Linked DNA regions of Homo sapiens: region 2 is linked to region 1. A link is a contact called in ENCODE Hi-C data. All regions are on one chromosome and are shown on one strand. Each heading gives the region's core, a stretch centred on a gene start or an enhancer-like site at or near the end of the contact. The rest is flanking DNA. Distances are from core to core; before and after follow the strand shown.

Evidence for each region. A loop is a pair of places that touch in the nucleus more often than their neighbours do. Pooled maps may share reads with other maps.
Region 2: a pooled map shows a loop between it and region 1 (4-fold over the local background). The contact joins the enhancer-like site here to the promoter of HDGFL3 in region 1. A Hi-C loop is called at or near these places in 5 of 37 single-sample maps with no recorded cell type and 3 of 50 pooled maps.

Annotation. Positions count from the first base shown.
Region 1 is chr15:83,201,514-83,209,072 of GRCh38, reverse strand. HDGFL3 (HDGF like 3) reads left to right here and starts at 1,250. Exons shown (of 6, transcript NM_016073.4): 1 at 1,250-1,742. The coding sequence starts at 1,659. RefSeq lists an enhancer at 339-952 and silencers at 813-1,152, 1,543-1,992.
Region 2 is chr15:84,732,980-84,740,538 of GRCh38, reverse strand. No RefSeq gene overlaps it. Among named protein-coding and RNA genes, the nearest start is that of ZNF592, 12 kb to the left of the region's middle. RefSeq lists enhancers at 3,994-4,053, 5,334-5,423, 5,444-5,503, 6,010-6,913. Within about 2 kb of position 4,843, at least 23 of the 41 ENCODE cell types and tissues checked have a DNase peak (open chromatin) inside an H3K27ac peak, as active enhancers do.

The DNA of each region.
Region 1 (7,559 bases), core at 1-2,500:
ACAAGAGCAGGAGTTAAAACACACACACACCATTCTACAAGGCCAGAGAGGGGGGCGGATGGTGGGGAAAACTGTAGCTTCTGTAAAAGGGAGAGAGAACAGACACAAATGAGAACTGTCCGTGTGACAAGGTGAGGGCCACAGAAAGCAGCATTTAGGAGCTATGCCAGCTGACCCCTTAAAGGAGGTGGGTTACAGCATGATTAAAGAAGCAGCATTCGTTCATTGGACAGACTCCAAACGATTCCTTGAATTATTCTACTTACTCCTCACAAAAGAGAGTGTTAGGAAGATTCCTACTCTCAAAATGTCTTTGAAAGCAGCCAGCTAGGGAATTTAGAGTAAAATAGTGGTAAATGAACATGTTCTAGAGCTAATGAACTGTATATGTACATACATCTCCAGAAAGGGATGCTAATTTCAAAAACGTTGTCCAAAAGGTTGCCAGGATTGGAAACAAGTGACCGGCCAGTGCAAGTCCTTTTCACAAACACTGCAGGCCTAGAAAACGCACACAGAGAGAAACATAATCGCTTATGGACTTTGGACTCATGTGGATACAGGTTCGAATCCCGTCTGTGCCACTCAGCAAATGAGAAAACCTCCCATGACTCCGATTAAATAGCTCGCCCTAGGTGGGTCACACTGCATTGTTAAGGGCAGACCTGGGGCAAGAATCCAATAAGGTCGCTGACTCCGGAGCGGTGCTCTTTCCGGCAGCTTGGTGCCCAGCAGAGGGTCCCCTCGCGCCGCCGTCCCCCAGGCCTGGAGCGCCTTTGTCCCCCACTCACCAGAGAGCAGCCGCGGAAGTGGCTGGCTGGGGGTAGCCAGGAGAGGGTCGAGTCAGCGGGAGGTGGGCGTGGGAGCGGGGGGCGCGAGTGGGGAGAACCCCCAGAGTGGCACGGACGGGAGGGGAAGGGGGCGGCCGGGTGGTGATTGGCTGGGCTGCGGCAGGCAGCTCCGGGCCAAGAACAAAAGAGAGCAGGCGGCGGGCGTCCTCCGGAGTAGGCACTCCCGCCCGCCCGGCGCGGGCTTCGGTGCTGGGGGAGGACGCGCCCACCGCCCGCCCGCCAGCCGAGAAGCCGGGCTGGCGCGCTCGGTTTCTCCGCGAAAGCCGGCCGTGTACCTAGGAATTAACCGGCCCGCGCGGGAGGGAAGGGGAGGGGAGCGGGAAGCGGGAAGCGGGGCGGGGGGGGGATGCTGAGCGCGCGCGAGAACAATAATAAGATCGTGTTTGCGGTCGCTGCCCGAGAAGGAATTCGGAGCAGACGCGAGGCCCGGCGCTCGCGCCGCGCCCGGGAGCCCGGGAGGGAGACCGGCAGCGGCGGCATGAGGCAGGCGACGCGGCGCTGGTGAGCAGCGCGCGCGGCGGCGGCGGCGGCGGCGGCGGGGACCTTGGCGCGGCCGGACGCGGGCGAGCGCCGAACGGCCGGGGGCTCCCCTCCCCCGCTGCCGGGCCGTGATTTGCCGGGCCTGCTGCGCCCCCCGCCCACCCCTTGCCTCAGCCGCCGCCTCGCCGCTTCCCCTCGTCGGAGCGGCCGCTCGTCCGCCCGGCTTGAGGCCCGCGGGGAGCGCGGCGCAATTCGTCGGCCCGCGGGGGGGCGGCCTCCCGGCATCTTCGCGGCGACCAAGGACTACCAGGAAGGGGAGCGGCTGGGATGGCGCGTCCGCGGCCCCGCGAGTACAAAGCGGGCGACCTGGTCTTCGCCAAGATGAAGGGCTACCCGCACTGGCCGGCCCGGGTGAGTACCGCGGCCGCGCGCGGGCCCGCCCGCCCACCATTTTCCCCTTCATGATGGCGCGCCCGCCCCCTTTCCCCATCGCCTCAGCCCCGAGCCCGCAGCTCGCGGCCGGCTGTGGTGAGGGCTGAGGGCGGCGCGGCACGAAGAAGACCGGGCCGGGGCTGAGGCAAGGGCTCCCGGCCTCGCCCGCACTCCGCCAGGGCGGCCATCCTTCCGCCCACTTTCGAAGGCGGGTCCGGCCCCCGCAGGCCCGACGCTGCCTTCCTCCTGGAAAGCCGGTGCCGACCGGGAAGCCACGCCGCCGGGCAGCGGGCCTGCGACGGAGGCTTCGGCTCCGGGCAGGGTCATTGGTGGATACCCTGGGTCCCGGGCGAACGTCGGGGCAGGTACGGCAGCGGGGTGAGCGGCTGTCCGCGAGCCGGCGAGTGCCGGCGGGCAGTAAATCCTGGAAAGTGGTAGTGGTCATCCAGAGGCCAGCGGGAGCCTCTTGGCAGTCATTCATCCATCTCTTTGCCTTCTAGACTTGTTGAGTTTTCCCTGAGCGCGATTCCCGGTGCCCCGCCTGCCCTATCATTGTCCTGGGGTACGTGCCTCTCTGGTGCCCATCGTTCTTTTAAACCGACCTCTGATAGCCGAGAGCTTGCAGCCTACCTCTGACTGGTGGGTCCAGCAAGCTTCTTGTGCCTTTCCACCTCCATATTTGTTTTAGGTAGAATCTCAAACCTTATTCTTGGCCTCCTGCTACAGTCCACAATAGCTCTCTCTTCCTACATAACAAGGTTGTCGTTGGGCTCTTTTTCTAGAAAGCGTCTGCATGTAATACATAGCATTCACAATTTTTATTAAGCTCTTTGAGGAAGACACACAACACTGCCATGTGTGCTTTGTGTTTTAGAAGAAATCCTTTTTATTTTTATTTTTGTATGGTTGGCAGTTGATTGCTTGAAATAAGAAATCTTGTGAAAAGGAGGGTCAAGGCATTCTAGAGATTATATTGGTATTCTTTAGGAACGGAAACAGTCATGGAGAAAATTGGCATAAATATAGTGTGAGCTCTAAAATGTTGTATTGTAGTCAAGTGAAGATAGCAAGATCAAGAAAAAAAAATACACCCATTCACAAAAGGAAGTGACATCACGAGTGGCCAGACTGAAATTTAGTGAAGTTGAAGTAATGGATGGACATAATCACTTTTTAAATATTTGGTTTGGCATGATTGTCAAATGGAAAGAACACTAGGCCAGGAATTGGGGGACCTGGTGTCTGGTTCAGGCTCTGTTATGGACTAATCATTTCAACTGTCTGCATATCCATTGCTGCAACTATAAAATCATCTCTAGGATCCTTTCCAACACTAACAACCTCAGATATCAAGAGGAAAAAACAGTCTTATTCAGGTTCCAGTAGACTGAAAATAGCTTCGCATCTGAACTGTAGATTGTCCTTAAGATAAGGCAAAGTTTTTAAGGTAGAATAACTGGTTATTTTTTATGCTGTAATACAGTATTGCTTAGAGAGGCAAGATTTGTGACTTTAGGAGTCCCTGAATATATTTGTGACTTCAGAAAATCCCCGAATCTGTTTGCCAAGTAAGAAATGTATAGCTTTAGGGCCATATGTGTATAAACACAGTCAAAGCCAATTAAAGGTTACCGTTACTAGTTGGTCATTTCCTAGTACCATAATGGCTTTTTAAAATCTTCCCTTTGAAAAATATCTTCTGATAGTCAAAAAGAAAATAGACTTAAAATTTCATTAATATGTTGCCTGTACAGGTTGGCCACCTGTAGTAATTTGTGAAACAGAAAAATCCTACGGAAGTGGTCCTAGTTGTATATCTAATTGTACATAAAATTCCTGGAAGTGATAATTCCAAATAAGGCAAAATGGAAAATAAAATGAGGAAACAAAATTAAGTTTTTAGATAAAATAGGTACAAGAAAGAAAAATCTGTATCTATTCACATTTAACGAGCTCCTCAAGAAACAACCTAAGACTCAAAAAAAGAAGTTTTATTTTCTCGTTAGTGGCATGCTGCAATTTCCAAAGGTAAAGGTTAGAAAAAGATTTGAGTCCCCTTTTTTACAGTGCGTATACTTCACATATGTTTTCATTTTTTTCATCCCAATTCTATGAGGCATTATTCCCATCTTACACCTAGGTATAGCTGTGTAGATGATAATGTTATAAAATGCTAACTGGGAAAAAAAGTCTTGCTTATTGAAGTTTCAAATATTATCACTTGATACGAAGGCCATTCATGTGGGCATTAGATACTGTGGGGCGCCAAGGACTCAAACTTAGGAGGGAAACCAGGAAGAAACAGATTTCAGAGTACATGTTGTAGGAAGGCACTTTGTATTAGAGCTGGTTCATACAGGAATGGAGAAGCAACTTCCTTGCTCTAGGGAAGATGTTTGGTCCTAGGCAGCCCTTTGTGAGGAATGTAGGTCAAGAGGATTCAGAATTCCTACAGGTTGGATTCAGCTCTTGGCTGGGCTTCACACTGTGACCTTGTGCATGTTCTGTAATCTTTCTAAGTTTCTGTTTACTCGTCTGTAAAATAAAGATAATTCTCACCTCACAAATACAGAGTATCTAAAAGCACCAAGTGATGGTACTTGTATGTTCCTACCTTTTTCCTTTTTGAATTTCTAACTTTCCTTTGTATCACTACACTATTTTAAATTATTGTCAACTTTCAACTCAGATTTATTTTTCCAATATTTTATCCTGAAAAATTTCGAATATATAGATAAGTTTAAAAAATTGAACTGTGAAGACCCATTTATCTACACCTAGATTCTACAATTAAATTTCATTCTACTTGCTCTTTCATGCATCTGTTCATATATCCTCCCTCTATCTACATAATAGTTCCTCTTATTTTAATGCATTTCAAGGTAAGTTGCACACATCGCCATAATTTACTCCTAGACACATGCATGCCATTAACCTAGTGGTTAATACTTTGAATGGATCCTTTTCTCTTTTGAGGTAAAATTTACATGGAATGGAATGTACTTACCTTAACTGTACCATTCGGTGAGTTTGACAAATGTATACATTGGTATAATATAAATATAGCTCTCTATATGATATATGTCTGATATATATAAGTATATGTGATACATATATATAATATAAATACATAAATACATTGACATAATACCTACCAAGGTATAGAACAGTGCCTACGAAAGTACTCTCATGCCTCTTTCTGGTAGATTCCTGTCCTCCTCCTTCCTTCTCCCCCATTGTTCAGATGTATTATTCTAACATTAAATAGCAGCTGGCTGTTTCTCATCTAGTATGCCTAATTTTGTGTGGCTTTAAAAATTAGAAGTTCATCTATGTTATGGATTAGCTAGCTTAATGTTAAAAAGTACTGAGGCTAAAACGAGTCTCTGATCGCTTTTGTTTGTGTACCCTGTTGGTAAAATAATTTGAGCATACATCACTAATATATCTAAATTTTCTTTATATATACATGTGCTTTCTGTTACTACTATATACAGCATAAAATAAACACAAAAAGAAACTAAAAGGGATGACATGATGAAAACAATATGTTTTAAAATTTTCATTGCACAATATCGTTAACAGTAATAATACTTATTATTACTTATAGGTTAAGTTCATATTTTTTAAAGTCTTAATTTTTGGAATATTTTCTGCCTGCTTCTTGTGAGATTTGACTAGATGGATGGTCATTGTTCTTAACTTCCGAAGAGATTTTCTAGAATAGAAGTGTCAGCTTAGACATTTACCTTGTTGTTTGCTTGCATCTACATTACTAATATTATTTTTGTGTAGGAATCTTTCTTTTTTTTAGCCACCTGTTCATTTGGTGAGAGCTAGTTCAGTTAGAAGTAGATATTCCATAATCCTGCTCAACCGGGCACACACCAAATGGCAGTAAATCACAGTATACTCAACGTGAATAAACATAACCATCTGAATAAGAATACTATTAATAGTGTCAACTTGCATATAAAATACTAGTAAAATTTACTTTTTAGCTAAAAGAGTAAGAAACTGAAATCAAAATTCTGTTTTCTTCCCATACCCCACCCAAACCTTCCGCTGAGATGTGAGCACTCTGCTTATGTTACCCCCTACTCTAAAAGGTCAGAAAACAATGTAAACGAAAAGCCTCAAAATTATTGTGCTTTAACTAAAGCACTTTTTTACACTTAAAAACTTTATATGAGAATTATCAAATATTGCTAGTAGAGTGTATTGATAGTTACTTAAGAAAACTGACTTAATCTACATATGCTTACCTTGTGACCTAGCAGTCTCTTCTAGGCATATACCCAAGAGAAATGAGTGTTTATATTCACCAAAATACTGTACAAGAATGCTCATACATAACAACTTTCTTCATGATAGAACAGGAAACAACCCAAATGTCCATCAGCAGGAGAATGAGTAAACAAATTTGTAGTATATTCACATAGTGGAGTACTATTTGACAATAAAAAGGAATAAATTACTGATACAGTGGTCACTGGTTTGTAGTGGGTAGAAAGGAGTTATTGAATAGGAGAAGGCACTGGAAATGTTCCCTGTCTTGATCTGGATGGTGTTACATGGATGTGTACATATGTAAAAATGTATCAAGCTGTACATTTAAGATTTGTGCACTATACTGTATGAAAGTTATACCTCAATTTAAAAAACACATTTTATATGAGTTAGGGAGAAAGGAGAACTAATACTTCTACATGGATTAAATTTCACTATTTTTAGCTTTCAGTGAGTTGTTTTTTTTCCTTCGAGTCCTCACTCCTACCAAGCTGCATCTTCCTATTCCCTTTTGACTTATTATAGAAACTTCATTTTCTACTTTAGAGCATTCTCTTTAGACTTTCTTTGAGTTCTGGTTTCAGCCTGTCTGGTTTGTTTACCTGCATCAGTGTCTTTCTCTTCCTTTAATATTAAATCACTGCTTATCATATTTTTGATCTAGCTTTCTTTAACCTCTCACTTTGTAAAGCATAAGAATAAAGCATTTGACCTTCCTATTTATATAGCTTCAAGAGCTGAGCTCTTACTGAACTTTTGTTGAGCACCTACTGTATGTAAGGCACAGGGGTATAGTTTTTTCATATCTCTAGCAATAGATTAAATTTGCAGCAATTCTAAAACATGATTATGAAGTGTTTCCATACCCTTTATTAATATAAATATTTGTTGGGAATCTTCCTTTTCTGATCCATAGCACTTTCAGGTTTTTTGCATTTGACAATGATCTACTAAGAAGGTGATAAATTTATTTCTGGAGACCAGGCCACATTATTTTCAGAGAATCATTTGGGACTTAAGTTCTTTTTAATCTCAACATAAAGTAAGGTGTTTATAATCTTCATTACTTTGGCCTAAGAAGTACATCAGTTGTTCAGTCCTGGCACAAGCTCACTCAGTCTTTTTCCCAGGGACTACTTTCACTTTGCCAAGGATTTGGCAAATTGTCTCATTTTCTCCCACTTAATCTGGGAGCTCATAGGAACTTTAAACTTTTGATACCAATATGTTCATTTTCCGATGCTCCCGTTTCAACCAGATGAGTCTCTATTCCTGGCACATCCCCTTTGGAATTCTCTAATGACTACTGTTCCTCCATGATTTGGAAAATAATATTAATTCTCGGAAGTCAGTTTTCTACTATTAGAGATTGTATTTGATTCTTTTGGGAAATGACTGATGGTTTAAAATTATGTACAACTTCATTGAAAAGCCTGTTTGCATTAGAAAAGTATTATAGGCTTGTAAGTATAATAAATATAGTAGGAGACTAGCCCGAATATATTT
Region 2 (7,559 bases), core at 3,594-6,093, 1.5 Mb before region 1:
TAATCTTGTGTTTATCATTTTCTTGTTCTTAATGTATTTATACGTACGTGTGTGTGTGTGTGTGTGTGTGTGTATTTATGTATTTAGAGACAATGTCTTGCTCTGTCACCCAGGCTGGAGTGCAATGGTGCAATCATGGCTTACTGCAGCCTCAACCTCCCGGGCTCAGGTGATCCTCCCACCTCAGTCTCCTGAGTAGCTGGAACCACTGGCTTGCACCACCATGCACAGCTAATTCTTGTTTGTTTGTCTTTAAATTTATTCATTTTAAATTTTATTTTTGTAGAGACAGTTCTCTCTACAAAAATGTTGCCCAGGCTGGTCTCAAATTCCTGGCCTCAAACAATCCTCCTGCCTTGGCCTCTCAAAGTGCTGGGATTATAGGTGTGAGCTTACTGTACCCAGCAAAAATACTTTTATTTAAAAAATTTATTAAAAATTGTAAAATAGGCCAGGTGCGATGGCTCACACCTGTAATCCCAGCTCTTTGGGAGGCCAAGGCAGGCGGATCACCTGAAGTCAGGAGTTTGAGCCCAGCCTGACCAACAAGGAGAAACCCCATCTCTACTAAAAATACAAAATTAGCCGGGTGTGGTGGCACATATCTGTAATACCAGCTACTCGGTATTACAGGCTGAGGAAGGAGAATCGCTTGAGCCCGGGAGGCAGAGGTTGTGGTGAGCCGAGATCGCGCCATTGCACTTCAGCCTGGGCAACAAGAGAGAAACTCCATCTCAAAAAATAAAAAATAAAATAAATAAAATAAAAATAAAAAATTGTAAAATGGGGAATAGGCACAGTGGCTCATGCCTGTAATCCCAGCACTTTGGGAGGCCCAAGCAGGTGGATCACCTGAGGTCAGGAGTTTGAAACCAGCCTAGCCAATGTGATCTTTACTAAAAATACAAAAATTAGCTGGGCATGGTGGTGCACACCTGTAATCCCAGCTTCATGGGAGGCTGAGGCAGGAGAATTGCTTGAACCCAGGAGACGGAGGTTGCCATGAGCCGAGATCGCGCCACTGTACTCCAGCCTGGATGACAGAGCTAGACTCTGTCCCAGAAAAAAAAAAAAAAATTAAAATGGGCACAGTGGCATATGCCTATAATCTCCGTTACTTGGAAAGCTGAGACAGGAGAATCACTTGAGACCAAGAGTTCAAGTCCAGCCTGGGCAACAAAGTGTGACCCCCTCCATCTCTTAAAAAAAAATTAAAAGGCCTGTGAGCACACCATTGCATTCCAGCAGAATTTGTATACGTGTGTATATATACATACACACACATAAATTTTTGAAAACTAAAAAACCAGTTGGGTACAGTAAGTCATATATATTTGTATACATACATACACACACACACACACACACACACACACAGATACATGCATACATGTTCCCAAAACATATATCGTTAATTTTAGTTCTTGTTTTCTTTACTAAAACAGTGTCATTTCCTATGTAATATCCTGGGATTTCTTTTTCACTTTTTGTGTTATATTGTTAAAATTCATCTCAGGCTTGATGCATATAGTTGCATTTATTTCTCGCGGCTGCTATAGACAATTCTAATGTGTGACTATACTAACTTTCATTTTTCCCATGCAACAGAAACTCTTGGTGGCCTGTATTCTTATCCTTGGCCTCTTAGCCCTGAATATATGGTGGCCAGTTTCATGGGAGCCTTCGCTTACAATTTCCGCTGCAAGTGTCAGGTCTTGGGCCTCTCCAATTTCTGTTTCAAGGCCTTTTCAAAGCCATAAGAGCCTACTCAGCCCTCTCACAGGCGTAGTCTGAAAGTAAAGAGAATTAACACAACCTTCAACCAGTGGCAGGTATGAGCCAAGGAATAAATGCCCCAGTCTCCTATCCTTCAGATGGACAATTCTAGGAGGCATTTTTTACACTTTTCAGAGGACTCCAAAAATCAATCACGCCCCCTGCGCTGGCTTTCCCTCCTACCCTACCTCACTCGTTCCTCTCCGTTAGACCTGTTGTCCTCCACACACATCATCAATTCCCAAATACACAACCTGCACCCAAGTCCTTGTCTCAGGCTCTGCTTTTGGGGAACCCAAACTAATACACCCGATTTCCCAATATTGAGCATTGGGTTGTTGCAGATTTCTGTTATTGCAAAAGTGCTACCAAAAACTTTCATGTAAAACCCAACGCTGCTCAAATGCGAGAATTTCTTTTTTTTTTTTTTTTTTTTTGAGACGGAGTCTCGCTCTGTCGCCCAGGCTGGAGTGCAGTGGCGCAATCTCAGCTCACTGCAAGCTCCGCCTCCCGGGTTCACGCCATTCTCCTGCCTCAGCCTCCCGAGTAGCTGGGACTACAGGCGCCCGCCACCACGCCCAGCTAATTTTTTGTATTTTTAGTAGAGACAGGGTTTCACCATGTTAGCCAGGATGGTCTGGATCTCCTGACCTCGTGATCCGCCCGCCTCGGCCTCCCAAAGTGCTGGGATTACAGGCGTGAGCCACCGCGCCCGGCCAATGCGAGAATTTCTTTTTCTTATTTACATAGAAATAGAATTGGTGGTCACAATTCTATTGTGAATGTTCAGCTTCACAAGATAATTTCCAGTTGTTTACCAAAGTGGTTTTGGGGTTTTGTTTTGTTCTGGTTTGATTTTTTTAAACCAATTTACACTTCTAACAACATTGTATATGAGATTCTCTTGATCCACATCCTCTCCAATGCAAGCTATTGTCAGATTTCTTCATTTTTGCCACTCAAATAGACATCAAATGGAATCTCACTGTGGTTTTGACTTGTACCTCTCTGATGATTAATGAAGTTGAATATATCTTTATATGTTTATTGACCATAAATGTTTCATATTCTGAGAAATGCCTTCTCATAGCTTTGTCCACTTTTTTCTATTGGTTCATTGTCCTTTCTTCCTTAATTTTACTATGTTTTTGACAGTTATGGGCTTTTTCTTTGAACTCAAGTGTTCAGAATTGAATTAATCATAATTTTCATGTAATGTGATTTTTTTCCCCTGGTTACAAAAGTAAAGCATGCATGTTATAAAAGAAACAGGTAAAGAGTGCAGACATGTTGAACATAGAAAGAAAAGTCTCCTTTACTCTCAGCTCCACCCCACCTCCAGGCAAGAATAACTCCCATGGACAATTTGTCATTCCATGTCTTTAGATTTTTGTTTTCACATCTCTCTCCCAAATTAGATTGATAGTCTCTCGAGGGTAAAGACTGTATTGTATTCATTTGTGTATTCCCACCCCTAGCATAATGCCTGGTTCAGATCAGGAATGAAATACATTATTGTTGAATGAACTGCTGAAAGACGAGTTAGAACATAGGCTTTGAAGTTAGAAGACTTTGGTTTGCCTGGGGCAGAGAATTCAAGCAGGAGAAAAATGGGAGTACTAGTAAAGTGTGTTGGGCTTTGATTACTGAAAGCCTTGGCTATTGGGCCAGAGTGTTTGATTTTTATGTTGGAGGCAGTGGGGTGAGGGCATTCAAGACTTTTTAGGTAGAGAAAATTATTTATTCATATATGTATGAATTATTCATATTTATATATATATATATTTGTTTGTTTGTTTGTTTGTTTGTTTTAGACAGAGTCTCACTCTGTTGCCCAGGCTGGAGTGCAGTGATGTGATTTTGGCCCACTGAAACCTCTGCCTCCCAGCTTCAAGTGATCCTCCCACCCGAGCCTTCCTACCAGCTGGGATTACAAGTGAGTGCAACTGCACCTGGCTAATTTTTGTATTTTTAGTAGAGATAGGGTTTCACCATGTTGGTCAGGCTGGTCTTGAACTCCTGACTGCAGGTGATCTGCCCGCCTCAGCCTACCAAAGTGCTGGGATTACAGGCATGAGCCACTGTGCCACCTGGCCTATTCTTATGTTTTTACCAGCAACAGAATTAAAATGAGACATTGACAATCTAGTCATCTACTGGCATTGTACAGGATGTGAGGCGGAGGAGAAGGGGGAAAATGAAACTGGAGACAGAAAAATGAATGAATCAAGCAGTTGTGGCCGAATGCGGTGGCTCACACCTGTAGTCCTAGCACTTTGAGAAACCAAAACAGGCAGATCACTTGAGGCCAGGAGTTCAAGACCAGGTTGGGCAACATGGCAAAACCGCATCTCTACAAAAAAATACAAAAAAAAAAAAAAATTAGCCAGGTGTGGTGGCGCACAGCTGTAGTCCCAGCTACTTGGGAGAATCCTTTGAGCCCAGGAGGTTGACCGAGTGAGACCCTGTCTCAAAAGAAAAAAAAAAAAAGTTATTAACTTGGTATGGACACAGACTCCTATGACAAACTCATGAGAACTGTGGCTTCTTTCAGAAAAGTAGCTATAAACCTAAGCCCCTACATTTTTTGAGAATCCCTGGATTAGTGTCTTTTTTTTTTTTTTTTTTTTTTAAGACAGAGTTTTGCTCTGTCGCCAGGCTACAGTGCAGTGGCATGATAGCTCACTGCAACCTCCACTTCTTGGGTTCAAGCGATTCTCATGCCTCAGCCTCCCGAGTAGTTGGGATTACAGGCACGTGCCACCACACCCAGCTAATTTTTGCATTTTTAGTAGAGGCAGGGTTTCACCATGTTGGCCGGGAAGGTCTCAATCTCCTGACCTCATGATCCGCCCGCCTCAGCCTCCCAAAGTACTGGGATTACAGGCGTGAGCCACTGTGCCCAGCCTAGTGAGTCATTCTAAGAGTGAAAGAATAAGAACTTGCAGCATGTATTTATTTAGTCAGACATATTTATTAATCCCCTACTATGTATGTGCAAGGCACTGAGCTGAGTGCTGGGAACAGACACCATCCAGTATGAGGCATGCATTATGGTATGACATAGTGGTCAAGGGCACAGACCCTAAGCCCAGTTCTCTGCCTTCAAACCCCTGCCGGGTGACCTTGTTTAATAAAGCAACTGTACTCCACTTCTGTTTTATAGGGACAATACTGACACCATCCTCATGGGCTGCTGTGAAGATTAAATGAATGCTTCATGAGAGCTTGGGCTTGATGGCAGAAATGAGGGAGGAGAGAGAGGGCAGTAACTATGCGGAGGGCGGATGAGGGCAAGGAAGAATTTTAAAGGATGACAAGATTTTAAAGTAAAGCAGGAGAGGCTGAAGGTGCATCAGTCATGATCTGTTCTGTCCCCTAAGGGGGGCCAAATGGTGGGAGGGGAGAGATCGAGAGCAAACGCAGAGAGGCTGGCTTTAGCTAGGAAGATACTTCCGCTTGTGAGCTGGAGGGGAGGAGTCAAGTGTGGGTGCAGGTGCTGACTCTGAAGTAACCGCAGGCAAGAGGGAAGGAATGTCACCAAGGGGGGAGGGGTGAGGAAAAAGGAAAAGTTGTAACACACTGTCTCAAAGAGGGGATCTAGGAAGATGCAAATGTCAGGGATTATTCAGGACTGGTGAGCTGATAAGGGATACTGATCTGCCTGGTTGGGTAACTTCTGGTGGTCATGGGAGCTACAGGAGAAAAGCATTAAAAAAAAAAAAAAGGTGGGGTGGGGGAAGTGGTGAGTGCAGAATGTCACAGTGGTGAAATCCGGAAGAATAGAGACAGGGGAGGCTGGCCATTGTGGCTCACGCCTGTAATCCAAACACTTTGGGAGGTCAAGGCAGGTGGATTGCTGGAGCCCAGGAGTTCAAGACCAGCCTGGGCAACATGGAGAAACCCAGTCTCAATAAAAAAATTAGCTGGGCATTGTGGCACATGCCTGTAGTCCCAGCTATTTGAGAGGCTGAGGTGGGAGGATTGCTTGAGCCCAGCAGGTGAAGGCTGCAGTGAACCATAATCGTGCCACTGCACTCCTGCCTGGGCGACAAAGTGAGACCCTATCTCAAATAAAAAAAGAAAAGAAAGAGTTGGCCGGGCACGGTAGCTCACACCTGTAATCCCACTGCTTTGGGAAGCCAAGGCAGGCGATCACCTGAGGTCAGGAGTTCAAGACCAGCCTGGCCAACGTGGTGAAACCCTATCTCTACTAAAAAATACAAAAATTAGCCGGGCATGGTGGTAGGCACCTATAATCCCAGCTATTTAGGAAGCTGAGGCAGGGAGAATTGCTTGAACCTGGGAGGCAGAGGTTGCAGTGAGCCAAGATCACGCCACTGCACTCCAGACTGGGCAACAGAGTGAGACTCTCTCTCAGAAAAAAAAAAAGCGGGGGGGGGATTTGCTGGATTTGCCAACCCACTGGTCTTTACTGAAGTATCTTAAGGGTCACTAAAGTGTCACAGCAGGTGACTCATGGCAGAGAAGAAAAGGGAGAAAGAACAGTGAGGCAGTAAACCACATGCAATCTGAGAACACTGACTTTGCAATGAAAGGGAAAAGTAAGACATTAACCAGAAAGAATAACAGAGTGAAATGAGGTATATTTCTTTCTAAAGGTCAGAAAAGCTGTACTACTGCTATTTCTTCTTCTTCTTCTTCTTCTTCTTCTTCTTCTTCTTCTTCTTCTTCTTCTTCTTCTTCTTCTTCTTTTCTTCTTCTTTTTTCTCCTTCTCCTTCTCCTTCCCCTTCTCCTCCTCCTTTTCCTTCTCTTCTTCCTTCTTCCTTCTTCTAAGGTAAAGGCAGCAGTTGTAGAGCTGGCAGGAGAGGGAGGAATAGGGCTTCAAAAACTTAGCTGGAGGCCATGAGCAGTGGCTCACACCTATAATTCCAGCACTTTGGGAGGCCGAGGTGAGCTGATCACTTGAGGCCAGGAGTTCAAGACCAGCCTGGCCAACATGGCAAAACTGCATCTACTAAAAATACAAAAAACAAAACAAAACAAAACAAAAATTAGCTGGGCACTGGACTCCAGACTGGGTGACAGAGCAAGACGCTATCTCAAAAAAAAAAAAAAAAAAGTCAACTGGAGTATGATGCCAGCATAATACTATTGTAATTAGCTTCTGTGGGCCAGACATTTTCCATAAGAATATGTTATTCCCAATTTACAGAGGAGGAAACTGAGGCTCAGAGAAGCTAAGTCATTCGCCCAAGATCACACTGCTAGTCAATGGCAGAGTTAGGATTTGAGCCCAGGTCATATGACTCCAAAACACCAAAGCTTGCCTGCCTAATACCAGAGACAAGCAGAAATGTTAGCACTTTGAGGGAGAGGGGATACTTCTGTCCGCACCGAGGAAGGAAGAAAGGATTGGAAGAAACATATATACTAATGATTTATGTTCATTTATTATTTAGAATTATTCTCCTTCCCACACGAATATATAAGCATATAGATTTTTAAAAATTTCTTTTGATTTATTTGTTTTTGGTTTTGTTTTTGAGATGGAGTCTTACTCTGTTGCCCAGGCTGGAGTGCAATGGCACGATCTCAGCTCACCGCAACCTCTGCCTCCCAGGTTCAAGCGATTCTCATTCCTCAGCCTCCCGAAAAGCTGGGATTACAGACACCCGTCACCATGAGCGGCTAATTTTTTTGCATTTTTAATAGAGACGGGGTTTCACCATGTTGGCTAGGCTGGTCACGAACTCCTGACCTCAAGTGGTCCACCCACCTTGGCCTCCCAAAGTGCTGAGATTATATGGGTGAGCCACCA